Linked DNA regions of Mus musculus: region 2 is linked to region 1. The links are chromatin contacts, found by Hi-C or POLR2A ChIA-PET in ENCODE. All regions are on one chromosome and are shown on one strand. The core of a region is the stretch at or near the end of the contact, and the rest is flanking DNA. Distances in the headings are between cores, read along the strand shown. Region 1 holds the start of Nudt4 (nudix (nucleoside diphosphate linked moiety X)-type motif 4). Region 2 has its middle 20 kb from the start of Gm33336.

Region 1 (6,836 bases), core at 248-2,747:
TTGACTCTTTTGTCTTCTCAGCCCCTCCTCCCCTTGCTGCCTTAGCTGCCTTCGATGCTTGCTTCTTTCCCCTCTGGTCAAAGATCTGCGAGACCCACTACTCCCAAATCAATTTAATATTCCGCCCCGTGATTGGTCACTAATTCTCTGTTCTTAGGTTCTTATTCGACTGGAGGGGCAGGGTCTGACCGGTTTTGTAAGATGCCAGAGCCTGGCACACCGGAGGCCTTCCAGGAATGAAAAACAAAACGGATGTGGCTGTCTAAACAGTTCTGTGGGAAGTGAAGCTCCTGTAGGTTAGGAGTTCGGGTTTTGAAATAGGGTCTCATGTAGACCAGTCTAGTCTCACCAGTTCTAAATGGCAGGGAATGGCCTTGAATTCCGAATCCTTCTGTTTTGGGCTCTCAAGTGCTGGGATCACATACCTGGGATTCCACACCTGATTTGGATTAGGGGTTTTCTTGAATTCCAGTGATGTCAGGTCTCCTACTTTTTTTCTTTTTCTTTCTTTTCTTTCTTTCTTTCTTTCTTTCTTTCTTTCTTTCTTTTTTTTTTTTTTTTTTTTGGTTTATGGTTTTAGGTTTTCGAGACAGAGTTTCCTCTGTATAGCCCTGGCTGTCCTGGAACTCACTCTGTAGACCAGGTTGGCCTTGAACTCAGAAATCTGCCTGCCTCTGGCTCCCAAGTGCTGGGATTAAAGGCGTGCACCACCACTGCCCACCGGTCTCCTACTTTCTATCTTGGCTCTTCAATAGCACTGAAATATTGGGAGTTGTTCCAAGTGCCTAAAACTGTAAGCTTCCAGACAACAAACATCCCACTGATTTACTGCTATGGCCTTACTTAGAATGAGATACACACAGAATAACAGCCATAACCAGTGTTCATGAATGCACTCTGGAGGGTCAGCGGAGGTGGGGATGCCACAACACAGACAACTGGCTATAGTCCACTTCAAAGCCTCAGCTGACTCTTCAAGAGCACATAAAAGCACTCTCATCGAAACAGAGGAAGTGGGGAGAGGGAGAAGGAAGGGGAGAGGAGAGAGAGAACTCAATGAATTTAACCTTCCTAGCCTTCACAAGCAATGCTAACCGCGATGCTTCAGTAGTCCTGCCATGGCTCCGGGGACCTTGGCTCCAGGACCCAGTACTGGGGTCCGTCCCTAAAGGGAACTCTATCGGACCTCTAAAACGGAGAACGAGGAGGTCTCTGCTCGCTTCCCTTCCCTGGCCTTGTACAAAGCGCACCCCCCCCCCCAAAAAAAAAAGGCCTCTGGAGCACTCGCCCGCGGGCAGGGCAGAGCTGGCGGAGCCCTAGACTTAGGCCTCGAGCCCCGCCCCCCGGCTGGTCGAAGCCGCGCCCCCAGCTCCCCACCCTACCCCCGCCCGGCAACGGTCCTGGCGCGCAGGCGCACTGGCGCGCCCAAAGGAGGGAGCGCGCCGGCGCGCGCGCGCGGGAGCCCCGCTTAAATGCGGGCGAAGGGGGCGGCGCGCATCCTCGGCGTCTCTGCCCGGTCTGCACCGTCGCTTCCAACTGTCTCCGCGTGGCACGAGCCACGAGCCGCGCTCTTCCCCCGGCGGCGGCGGCGGCGGCGGGTGCAAGCAAGGAGTGGCTGCGAGCGGCGGCGGGCTCCATGGAGAGCGGCGGGCGCCGGAGCAGAGGCGGCGCTTCCACCGCTGCGCCCGGACTGCAGTGACCCGCGTTCCGCCCCGCGTCCCGGCGGCCGCCCGGCCTCGCCGTCCGTGTCCGTGCCGCCGCCGCCGCCCGTCCCACCGGCGCCCGAGCATCGCGACTTCCTTCGGCCCGACTCCCCGGCGGGGTGGCGGCGGCCGGGTCCCCACGGTGGCGGCCGGAGCAGCGGCTGCAGGAGCCCGGCTCTAGGATGAAGTTCAAGCCCAACCAGACGCGGACGTACGACCGCGAGGGCTTCAAGAAGAGGGCGGCCTGCCTGTGCTTCCGCAGCGAGCAGGAGGACGAGGTAAGCGCGGGGACAAAGGCTGGCGACCGGGCTTCATCCCGCACCCCCCTGCACCGCCCGGGCCTGCGGGTCACCGGCAACCCCCACGCCCGGAGCTGGAGATCGGCCTCCGGGGTTCGCCAGCCTGCCTTTTAGACCTCCCATTAGGTCGCAAGCTGTTGGCTTCATTACGTAGATACCTCCTTTTGCAAAGCGGACTCCGCTTTTAAAGTTTTTCTGACGACCGAAAGATGGCCAGCGAGAGATGTGGAATGACGCCAGAAGGGACAAGATAGGCCAGGAACGGGGCGAAGTTGCCCTTTTCAGCCCGGCCATCTCTCGCTCTTCTGGTTTCTCAAGGCTGTTCTGCGGTGTGACTTGACATCTGGGAAGGAGCGGCGTGTGATTTTACCCGACCCTTCGCCCTGCTTTGGACGGATAGGGACCTTTGGAGTAATCTCTGGGAGAGCCTATTTTATTTCACTTCAGTTCTATTCGGTTTTAAAATGATTCCGTTTTCATCCTGCTCTGGATAGTTCAGTCACTTGGTAGCTGGGGGAAATCTTGTAGCGCTGCCACGCCTAAAATGAACTGATAGAGGAAAAAAAGTTAGCGTTCTGAGTTCTGCTTCTGTAGCCGCGTCCAGGGAAGCACCAAGCATAAAACTGGAGATGGGATCTAATGGCTTCCTTATTGCTAGCCCCTGAAGTTATGATAAGTATGACAGCGTACACTCAGTGGTGGTTAACAGATAGCCGCGTGCTTGAAAGTTAGGATCTTTAAACCGCTTTTGCTTTTTATTTATTTATTTTAAAGGTTGATTTGAAAGCTTCTAAGTGTTAAACCCAAATCCCGAAGGAACTTCTAGAGAAAGGTCTTTGAGCTGAGTCTACTTAGAAGAGAACGGAATATAGGACCTTTTAAAAGTGCACAAAGGACAAAAAAGGCCAACAAGCCTTAAATGCAGTCTATCATGGGGTGGGGGGAGTCTTTGAAGGAGGTGCCGTGCTAGGGCAAGGCAAACTAAGTATAAAAACATGTAATAGCGAATAGTGACCCAGGATCCAGTCTGACCTGTTCACTGCTCTATCGGATTTTTAGCTGAGCGTTTACAATGAGTTAGGTGCAACCCGGGAGTGTTACATTTAATCCTTTTAGCACTTGGAGGTAGTACTGGTCCGCCCTGTTTTATAGGTGAGAAGACGGCTTTGAGCAGAAATTCTTTGTCCAGATGACAGAATTAGGTAGCAATCATAGTTAGGGATGTAGTTCCTACCCCAGAAAGCTGGCCTCTTGGTAAAGGGCCTCTGCTCAGCAGTCGGGTGCTCCGTGTTTTGTGAGGCTAAACTTGAAAGCCTTTTAAGTTACCTTTGAGATTGTGCCATAATACACAGTTGGAAATTCAGGGCCCATTTTGTGTGTATGTGGGGGGGGGTGTCTGGGGGTGTGGGGGGTTGTTTGGGGGTGGGATGTATCTGTGTGTGTCCCTAGGGGAAGCTATGAGGATAGGAGAAATCAAAATTATCTAAATTGTGTGTCTGGCAAGGCAGTCTTGACAAGAGCTCCATAAATGACTTTAAGCAGGTAGGTGGATTGGTGTGTGTGTGTGTGTGTGTGTGCTTGGAAATTGTTTCTGCTGGAAGCGTTGCTAAAGGAGATAGCACCATGGTCGAGAGCTTGCCTCGAACACAGGAGCCTGGGTTCAATCCTGGGCTCCTCTCTCTCTCTCTCCAGGAAGTTGCTGTAAAATCATTGCTACAGCCTGTTTTCAAAATGAGACCAGTATTTTTAAATACAGTGAGATGAGCAAGGCTTGGGGAGTATTAGAGAAACCCATTATGTAAAGCGCTGGCTCTTGGAGCCTGTAGGCTGGGGGACCCCGGTGAATCAACTTGTTAGGGGATATGCTCTGAGGGAAGACGCTGGAATTCTCCCGAGCACACAGCCAACTTTCAGCATCTGGTTTGGCTCTTTGGAAATTTTACTTCTGTGGTTGTGTACAGTTGAGGCTCTTTCTATTATGTGATAATTACGGAATAGACTCTTAGCAGCACAGTAAGATGTCTGGGAAAGCTACAGGTGGGCTTTCCCTGTTGAAATGATACCACGAGCCATCCAAGGATAGACCAAAGCTGCTTGTCCCACCCTTCCAGCTAATGGGTAAAAACTGCTTATTTATTGGGTTAAGGAGTTGTAGGTCCTGGTTAGAACATTTAAATGTATGTTTTTAAAGATGAGGGTAACTTCAAAAAAAAAAAGTTAATTACCATCTGATCCTAAAAGGCTACGGAGAGCCCCCATTGGCTGGCTCACCTGAGTGCCGGGATTATAGGCGAGAGCCTTGATGCCCACTGAGAACAGGTTTTTCTTTTTTTTTTTTTTTTTTTTTTTTTTTTTTAAGATTTATTTATTTATTATATGTAAGTACACTGTAGCTGTCTTCAGACACTCCAGAAGAGGGAGTCAGATCTTGTTACAGATGGTTGTGAGCCACCATGTGGTTGCTGGGATTTGAACTCTGGACCTTCGGAAGAACAGTCGGGTGCTCTTACCCACTGAGCCATCTCACCAGCCCGAACAGGTTTTTCTTATAGTAGTGGTTCATACTGGTGCACGCCATAACTACCAGCATGTGGGAGGCAAAGGGGGTCTGATCTCTGAGTTCAAGGCCAGCCTGGTCTACAGAGTGACAGGGCATATAAATTAGGGCACAGAAGTAACATATCTCAAGGTCACAGAACAAGCAGGACTTGACTCCCCGTGTTTTTAAGTCTTCAGTGTATCTGAGCAGCCTCTCTGGCTAGTTTTTCCTGTGGAGGCCTGTCAGCTTCAGTGTGGCTTTGAGCCTTCAGACCAGCCCACAGGTATATGTCCATAAATGACTTTAAGCAGGTAGGTGGATTGGTGTGTGTGTGTGTGTGTGTGCTTGGAAATTGTTTCTGCTGGAAGCGTTGCTAAAGGAGATAGCACCATGGTCGAGAGCTTGCCTCGAACACAGGAGCCTGGGTTCAATCCTGGGCTCCTCTCTCCATAGGCAAAGAAAAGACGGTGACGTGGTGAGTTGGTAGCCAGAAATGGCTCTCGTTGAATATATTTGCATATGTATTTGAATAGTGGATGTAAAGATAGTTTGAGCTGGCAAGGAACATACACTGTCGTATGGAAGATTAGATGAAACAGGGGGAAATAACAACGGAGGCCTGGAGTGCTTTCTTCTCTGTGTGCTTTGGTTTAGGAGCCCAGTGTGTGTCACTTGGAACTTCAGTAAATGGGAAAGGAGGGACCTAGCACCCCAAATAGAAGAGGAGGATGGCTCGGGGCTGTGGTCTGCAAGAGCAGCTTGGGTTGGCAGAGAAAGGGGAATGATTTTTTTTTAAACGTGAGAACCTTGGGTAGAGAATAGCTCAGTGGTGGAATGCTTGCTTGCCTACCACACACAAAGCCTCCAGGGAAAACAGCACCTCAGAGGTCACACACCAGGCAAGACAGGAAGGACATTTCAATTTTAGACTTTTGAGGGATTTGAGAGCAAAGTGGGACATAGAATCAAGCAACTCCATCCTGGGTTGCATCCAGGTGCATGAGCAAATCAGTCTGAGAGCGAGCCAGGCAGTGGTGGCGTGCGCGCCTTCAATCCCAGCACTTAAGAGGCAGAGGCAGGCAGATCTCTGAGTTCGAGGCCAGCCAGGGCTACACAGAGAAACCATGTCTCGAAAAATCTGAGAGGGACACCAGTTCTGTCTTGGATCTGGATCGGTGGTTCAAATGAAGCATCTAGCCTCCCTCTGGGCTAGCCTGCTGTAGAGCTTGATAGCTTAGGAAAGTCCAAATCCAGCAAAAGTAAGGCATGGTGAAAATGAAGGCTCCTTAAAAGGCAAAACTAAAACCAGAGCCGGGAAGAGTATCGGCCCCAGTCAGGAATCCTAATGCAATTAAAAAAAAAAAAAACCAACCAACCAAACAAACAAATAAACCCTGCCGGCCTTTACAGGGGGTGGGGATCAGTTGTCATTTAACCTCTGGCAGTCTCCCGGTTCATAGGTATTGGCCTGTTTGACCAAGAGATTTAAGTCACTGAACAGATAAGGCATTCAAATGGAGACCACTTACAATAACCACATGGGTTTTCTTTCCTGTGTCAGAGCTTGTGTGTGCTAGGCAAGCAGGCACTCTACCGCTGAGCTGCGCCCCCAGCTCGAGGCACACCTTTTAGGAACATTGTGAGGTACACCCATCTGTGACTGTGGCTCCCCCAGACCTGAAGGAGAACCTCTCAGACCACTGAAGCAGCTTCTTCTAGGAAGAGCATGTGTCTAGCTACCATTTGTATGATTTGTCAGAGGGTGATTTCGGGATAATTCTCCAGCGTTGGAGTCAGCCACGGCTTACCTGGAAGATTGAATGTCTACTTGGCTTTCTTCCTGTCAGCCGTGGGTGCCTCTTGCTACTGGAAGAGCTCTGTGATGGTTCTGATTCGTTGCTTCAGTAATACCATGTGTTTATCAGCTAGCATGTTGACTGTGTTGTACACCCAGTAGATCCTATTTGTCTGCTTTGGGGTGTTAAATAATAGTACTTTTTGATAGGTTTCTCTGGGGAGAGTCTTTAGTGTTCATGGAGGGAGCTTGGGGTCAGCTGTCCAGTTTCTGAAGACAGTATAATTACAAGGAAGTGTTTGCTGTTGTGACTAGGTAAATGGCTTCATCCCCGCCACCCAGCCCCCTCCCCAGCCCCCCAGCCCTCCTCAGCTCACCACAGACACACACACACCCAAAATAAATCACGTTGACTTGATTTTAGAGTCTGCATGTGCAGAAGTTATTCATAGTCTAATTTACCCACCAACCTAGAGTTTAAAACAAAGGTATAATGAAAC
Region 2 (5,926 bases), core at 3,031-5,530, 47 kb before region 1:
AAATTATGAATAGGTTCCCCCAAGCCCCCCCCCCCAAAAATACAGAAGTCCCCATTTCTTTTCTTTTTTTTTTCAGTTCCCTAATCAAAATGCCCTGCCCGTCCAACCCTGTAGGTACTCACCGCCCCCCACCCCCACACACACTTTAGGTAGTATCCTTTTTAGGTCTTTTGTTATTATTTTATAATAATTATTATTGTGTCTACGTGTGTGTGTCTACGTGTGCGTGTGTGTATCTGCGTATGTGTGTGTGTGTGTGTATCTGCGTGTGTGTGTGTGTGTGTGTGTGTATCTGCGTGTGTGTGTGTGTGTATCTGTGTGTGTGTGTGTGTGTGTGTGTGTGTGTGTATCTGCGTGTGTGTGTGTGTGTGTGTGTGTGTGTGTGTGTGTGTGTGTGTGTGTGTGTGTGTGTGATGTACAGGCTTGAGTTCAAGCATGCCAAGCCATGGCACTCACTGAGGTCAGAAGACTCTGGAAATTTTTCTCCTTCCTCCATGAGATCCAGGCATTAAATTTGAAATCTCATACGTACACAGCAAGAGCTTTGACAATGAAGCCATCTCCCTCCCTCGTTATCTAAATGGAATCTTGTGTGGCCCAGGCTGGCCTCAGAGGTGTACTGTACTGGGCAGCACAGTAGAGCTAGCTCTGATGGCACAGGCGCCAGGAGCCAGTTCTAAGGCTGTGAGAGCGGGAGAGCTGGTCCAGCCCCTCACTGCCTTCCTCTCTGCCTGAGGCAGATGGACTCCTGAAACTCACCCACCGGGACTCAGCTCCAGCAGAACACAGGGAGTTCAACTGGGCACTATGGTTTACTGTAATCCTAGGACTCCAAAGGCTGGGGAGCAAGTTCAAGGCCAGCATGGGCTACAGAGGGAGGTTCTGGCTTAATCTCTCCCTCTCCTCACCCAAAAAGGACAAGAAAAAGATTAAATTTCTGTAAAATTCCCTCTGATCTCTGAATAAGATACAATGTTCTTTCCCTGTACAGATCCCAGGACCTCTCAAACAAACTTTATTTTACTTTTACTATCTAGGTGTAATTAACAGTAGATACATTGGATCTGTAGGACTGGCCCTTTTACACACTCCAGCAGTTCACAGGTAAGGTAGAATTTGGGATGGGTCAACTCAAAGCCCTGGACCTGGGCCTGGGTGGTAGGTGAGTTGGTTAGCCCAAGGGCTCTCCCGCACCCGTACAACCAGGGTGAGCTCTCCAGCACTGCCCCAGGTAGCCCACTCAATGCTGCAGCCAGCAAGAGTCAGGGGCAGTTCTCCCACTCTCTTGGCCTTGGGTGGTTCACTGGCACCCATGCCAGCAGGGCCAACTCTACTGTTCTGTGCAGTGGAGGTGTGTTGGAGGGAGGCAAGTTCCAGAATGCTGCAGTTGGTGAGGGGCTAGACCAGCTCTCCTGCTCTCACAGCCTTAGAACTGGCTCCCTGCACCTGTGCCATCAGAGCTAGCTCTACTGTGCTGCCCAGGCAAGGGACAGGGCCCACCCTCCTGAGAGGCGAGCCTTCAAGGGGAAAGACCAGCTCTGCTCCATTCTTAATATGGACGCTGATGGCCTCTTTCTTGAACTTTTCTTGACAGTGAGTGATGACCTTACAGATAATCTTCCTATGCAGCCTCATCTAACTTGACTGACAAGAAGGTCTGGGCTGGAGAGACATAGTTCCCCCAGTCTGTCAGGTATACCTCTCCATGACTCACCGGTTCATGAGTGTCCCGGACACTTGGCTCAAAGCACTTGTGGCATAAGGACAGACAAGAGACCGTGACACCACGCATCTGACATGAAGTCATAAGAACATATTCTTACCATCGTTTCAAAGATCCAGGTTGCAAAAAAGTGCGAAGAGTAACACACGTCAACGAGCTAGACAAGTTCGTTTCGCACTAGGACAAAAGGGACACCACTCTCTGGAGAGGTGAAATTTGTACTGAGGCTTTTGTGAGTACTTATCCTGTCCTTCGAGGGAACATCATCCACTGCATCCACCATATGTATCTTCCTCCGGCCTCACCCCGCCCTCTGCCCACCGGTATTCAGTGCTCTGATGAAACAGAACGTTTCCCTGCCATCAGCATCCCCCGCCTTCATCCCTTCTGTCCACAAGGCCCCCATTCTCATCCCCTTCTCCACCTAGCCAGGACATGCTCATCTTATGTCTACTAGAGAATTTCAGAATCCTCTTTAATATGTCAGAGATCTCAGCTTTGCCTTCAAGCCCATTTATACCCCAAGAGAGTCACTTTCTGAGTGCCTTGTCTCCTATCTATGTGCTAACACAACTGTCTTTCCTAGGACAAAATCTGACATATGACCAATAATTGTTAAGTAGTTTAATTGTTTGTTTTGTTTTGTTTTTTTCAAGACAGGGTGTCTCTGTGTAGCCCTGACTGTCCTGGAACTCACTCTGTAGACCAGGGTGGCCTTGAACTCAGAAATTCACCTGCCTCTGCCTCCCAAGTGCTGGGATTAAAGGTGTGTGCCACCACTGCCCAGCAATTGTTAAGTATTAAATAGAAGAAAAAAATTAAAAATGAATGAATTGAATCAGTATTGCTTATCATCATTCCTAGACAGGATACTTTGAGAAAAAATACCCCCAAAAAATTCTAAAATGTCTTTTTTAAATGATGCCTTTTTGGTAATTTCTTCCCTGACATATTAAAGAGGATTCTGGAACTCTCTAGGAGTCTTAAGAGACTCTGAGACTAAGTACTACAGCCTTCTGAAGCATCGTGCCTTCTCATTTCCAGCTCTGAACCCAAATGTTCAGCTATCAGATGGTACCCGGGATGCTTTTGAATGTAAAGAAACAAGACTCTTAATATAGCTCCAAGGTCAGCTTAAGCAGGTGCCGTCTAAAAAAACGACATCTGGACATGGTGTAACTTGGGGCCTATAACTATGCCATATTCGCCAGGAGTGTTAAACTCTGTAAACCTGTTTCCCACAACTCCTGATGGGCTCTGTCAGCCTTGCCCAATACAGCCTTCATGAGGACAAATATGGAAGGAGTCTTCCATGGAAAGGCAAAGGCTGGGGAAACACAGCTTTGTACATAACTTTGTATAATGTTTCATTCCTTCATCCTCCTCAAAGAGAGAGGGCAGGAAAGTGCACTATATGACCCTCGAGGTTTGCAATTCTTTATATTCCTACATCCCTAGCATAATAGTAAATGAAATTCTTTTGTCTTTTCCCCCCAGTGCATGGGAAATCCTGAAGACAGCCCTAAAAGTCTAGCACTAGAAACAATGATTCACAAATGTTAGAGCAATATTAGATTCCAGAGGAAGACACAGGTCAACCAGGGCTACATAGTGAAAACATGACTCCAAGTAAGCAAACCAACCAACAAACACATAAAATGTGTGTGTATGGTTGACAGCTGAAATTTTCAATAGATTTTCATTGAATTGTTTTGTGTTGCTTTGTTTCGTTTGGGGGCAGCCCAAGCTTACCTCAATCCAAGATCCTCCTGTGTCTATGCCGTGAGTGCTGAGGTTACAAACGTGAACCAAAATCCCTAGGTTACCCAGTTCACTTTAAGGCAGGAAAATGAGGAGTTCAAAGTCATCCTTAGCTACAGAATGAATTTAAGGCTAGCCTGGGCTACAAGAGACCCTGTCTCAAACTGAACAAATAAAATAATGAGCACTAACTAAAGTTTTGTAAAAAATACATGCTTTTGAGCAGAAGAAATAGATGCTTTCAAGCAACATAGGACCTAGAGACCTCCATTCTGTGACCTCCTCAGAGCTGAACACACACATACACACACACATATAATTATCAAGCAAAGGGCCCAAAACCCAGATCATAGGCCAGCACATTCCAGCAGCGCATGGCTCTCTGGAATCTAAGACAGAACTTGACCTGAGGTCCCTCTAACTCATGAGCTATTGAGACATTTCTTCAAACTCTCGCCACAGCCAGCACCTCACATGGGCAAGAGCTTCCGACTTGCCAAGCAATTTCTGATTGGACTCGGTGACTTGTAAGGGAAAGTGCAGGAGGCATACGGCAGTCCAGAACTTTCTCTGCCCCTCCCTCTTTTTCTGTCCAGAGGTAGAACTGGGAGGCTGGAAGGCTATTCAGACCCTGTTAACAAGAGACAAAGAGAGCCCTGGCTGCCACGTTAGTCATTGCTCTGAGGTCCTCGCCTTCGACTTCCAAGACTGCTTTAGCCCCAAGTGACTTGTCTTTGATGCTATTTATGAACTGGAACGTGACCCTCCGGGGAGGCAGGCTGAGGGCATGCAGGGGACATGAATGGGGTATGAAAGCTGCGTTTCTACTTGGGGCTGGCATTTGGGTTCTCAGGAGCATGTATGGCAGAGGAGCGTGGCAGTGGCGGTTATTTAGGGCACAGCTCTCCAGAGAGGAAAATTCTTGCGACTGGAGTGAAAAATGATGTAAAGATATCCAGTTAGAAGAGCACTGGGCTTCTCTTCCTGGGAAAGAGCCACACCAGGCTTGCGAATGACTCCAGAACTCCAGTCATTCTGCTGTTTGAGCTCTTGCTGAATCATATACATTTTTTTTCTCTATCCCATTTTGTCTTTTTCTAGTATCGTGTGAAATTTACACAGATGCAGGGGTTCCACCGCCGCCGCCCCCCCCCCCCCCGTCCCCCGTCCCCGGTCAGAGGTCAGAAGGTCAGAGTACAACCTTCCTCTTTCCCGCTCTGTCCTTCCTCAGCTTGCTTTTTTAAGGCAGGCTTTCCCACTGTCCTGGGATTTGCCAGTGACACTAGACTGGCTGGCCGATGAGTCCCTGGCAACCATCTGTTCTCAGCCTCCTCGGGGCTGCTATCGAAAGCATGTGCCTGCTTTCTTCTTTAACATAGCTTCTGAGAATTAGATTCTATCTCTCATGCTTGTGCAGGAAGAATTTTACTGGTTGAGATATCTCCCCAATCCCCTACTGTCCTTTTTGCGACAAGGTCTCAAGCATCCCAGGCTGGCTTTGAAGTTACTCTGTAGCCAGAGATGTCTGCGAACTCCTGATCCTCCCACCCTACCATCTCTAGTTCAAAACCATGAGGACCTGAGTGCGACTCTCCAGTGCCCACGTCAGAAGCCAAGTGTGGTCGTGTGTGCTTTTAACTCTATTGCTGCAGGGGAAGTGGAGACAGGAGGACTGCTGGAGCTTGCTGGCAGCATACCTACCTAATCTCAGGTCCAGGGAGAGACCCTGTCTCAAAGAGAATAAAGCAGAAAGTATAAACAGGGCATGACTACTGTGCATCGGGTGATTCAAAAACTCCATCTGCAAACCATAATTACCTAGGAAAGGCCCTGTATCATCCCTCCCAAGTCAACTGACTCCCAAGTCTCTTCTCCTAACGCTAGAGCCAATGTTCTGGCCACATTTCATTCTTGCCCAAGAAGAGAGTCTCACCAACCACATGGCATTTAGATGCCTGCTAGCACTGCCTCATAAACAGAATTTTCAGTCTAACATTGAAATGAAAACAACTGTCCTATTGGGCAGAAACCTCTCGGGAGGGCCCATCCTCAGGAAGGGGGCAGAGGGAACTGACTTGTTGAAGTCTTCTCTGAGAGGAGGTAGCTGCTTTCCATTACTCTTCTCACAGAATTATCATAAATGCCCTTTGACTTTCTCCTCAGCAACCCCATTCTGCAGATGAGGACAATGAAGCCCAAAGAGGCTAGGCAAGGGTATACATGTGGTGCTAGAGACAGGACATGTGGCCCAGTAGGAACCAGCATTCTTCCCAAGTCGCAAAGTCACCCCTGTTGATTTGCCCCGGCTCTGACATCTTTGTTGCTGCTGCTACTGCTGCTCTTCTCTGCCAGAAATAAACCTGCTCCCCAAATGTCTCAGCCACTTCCAGAGGATTTGGGGGGGGGGGTGTTTTATTATAGGCATCTGGCAGAGCTGAGCCT

The links. Hi-C counts contacts between places; a loop is a spot of excess contacts on that map. ChIA-PET counts read pairs that join two places held with the same protein, here RNA polymerase II (POLR2A).
Region 2: a map of left cerebral cortex shows a loop between it and region 1 (3-fold over the local background). The contact joins the enhancer-like site here to the promoter of Nudt4 in region 1. A Hi-C loop is called at or near these places in 11 of 37 maps with a recorded cell type or tissue (gastrocnemius, heart, left cerebral cortex and 1 more). POLR2A ChIA-PET finds 5 or more read pairs at or near these places in 5 of 5 experiments (Patski and embryonic stem cell).

The regions. Positions count from the first base shown.
Region 1 is chr10:95,558,807-95,565,642 of GRCm38, reverse strand. Nudt4 (nudix (nucleoside diphosphate linked moiety X)-type motif 4) reads left to right here and starts at 1,497. Exons shown (of 5, transcript NM_027722.5): 1 at 1,497-1,981. The coding sequence starts at 1,886. It overlaps Mir3058 (microRNA 3058), which reads left to right and starts at 6,322; the gene lies at 6,322-6,412.
Region 2 is chr10:95,609,710-95,615,635 of GRCm38, reverse strand. No RefSeq gene overlaps it. Among named protein-coding and RNA genes, the nearest start is that of Gm33336, 20 kb to the left of the region's middle. Within about 2 kb of position 4,280, at least 2 of the 3 ENCODE cell types and tissues checked have a DNase peak (open chromatin) inside an H3K27ac peak, as active enhancers do; they include heart and left cerebral cortex, where a contact is called at or near this core.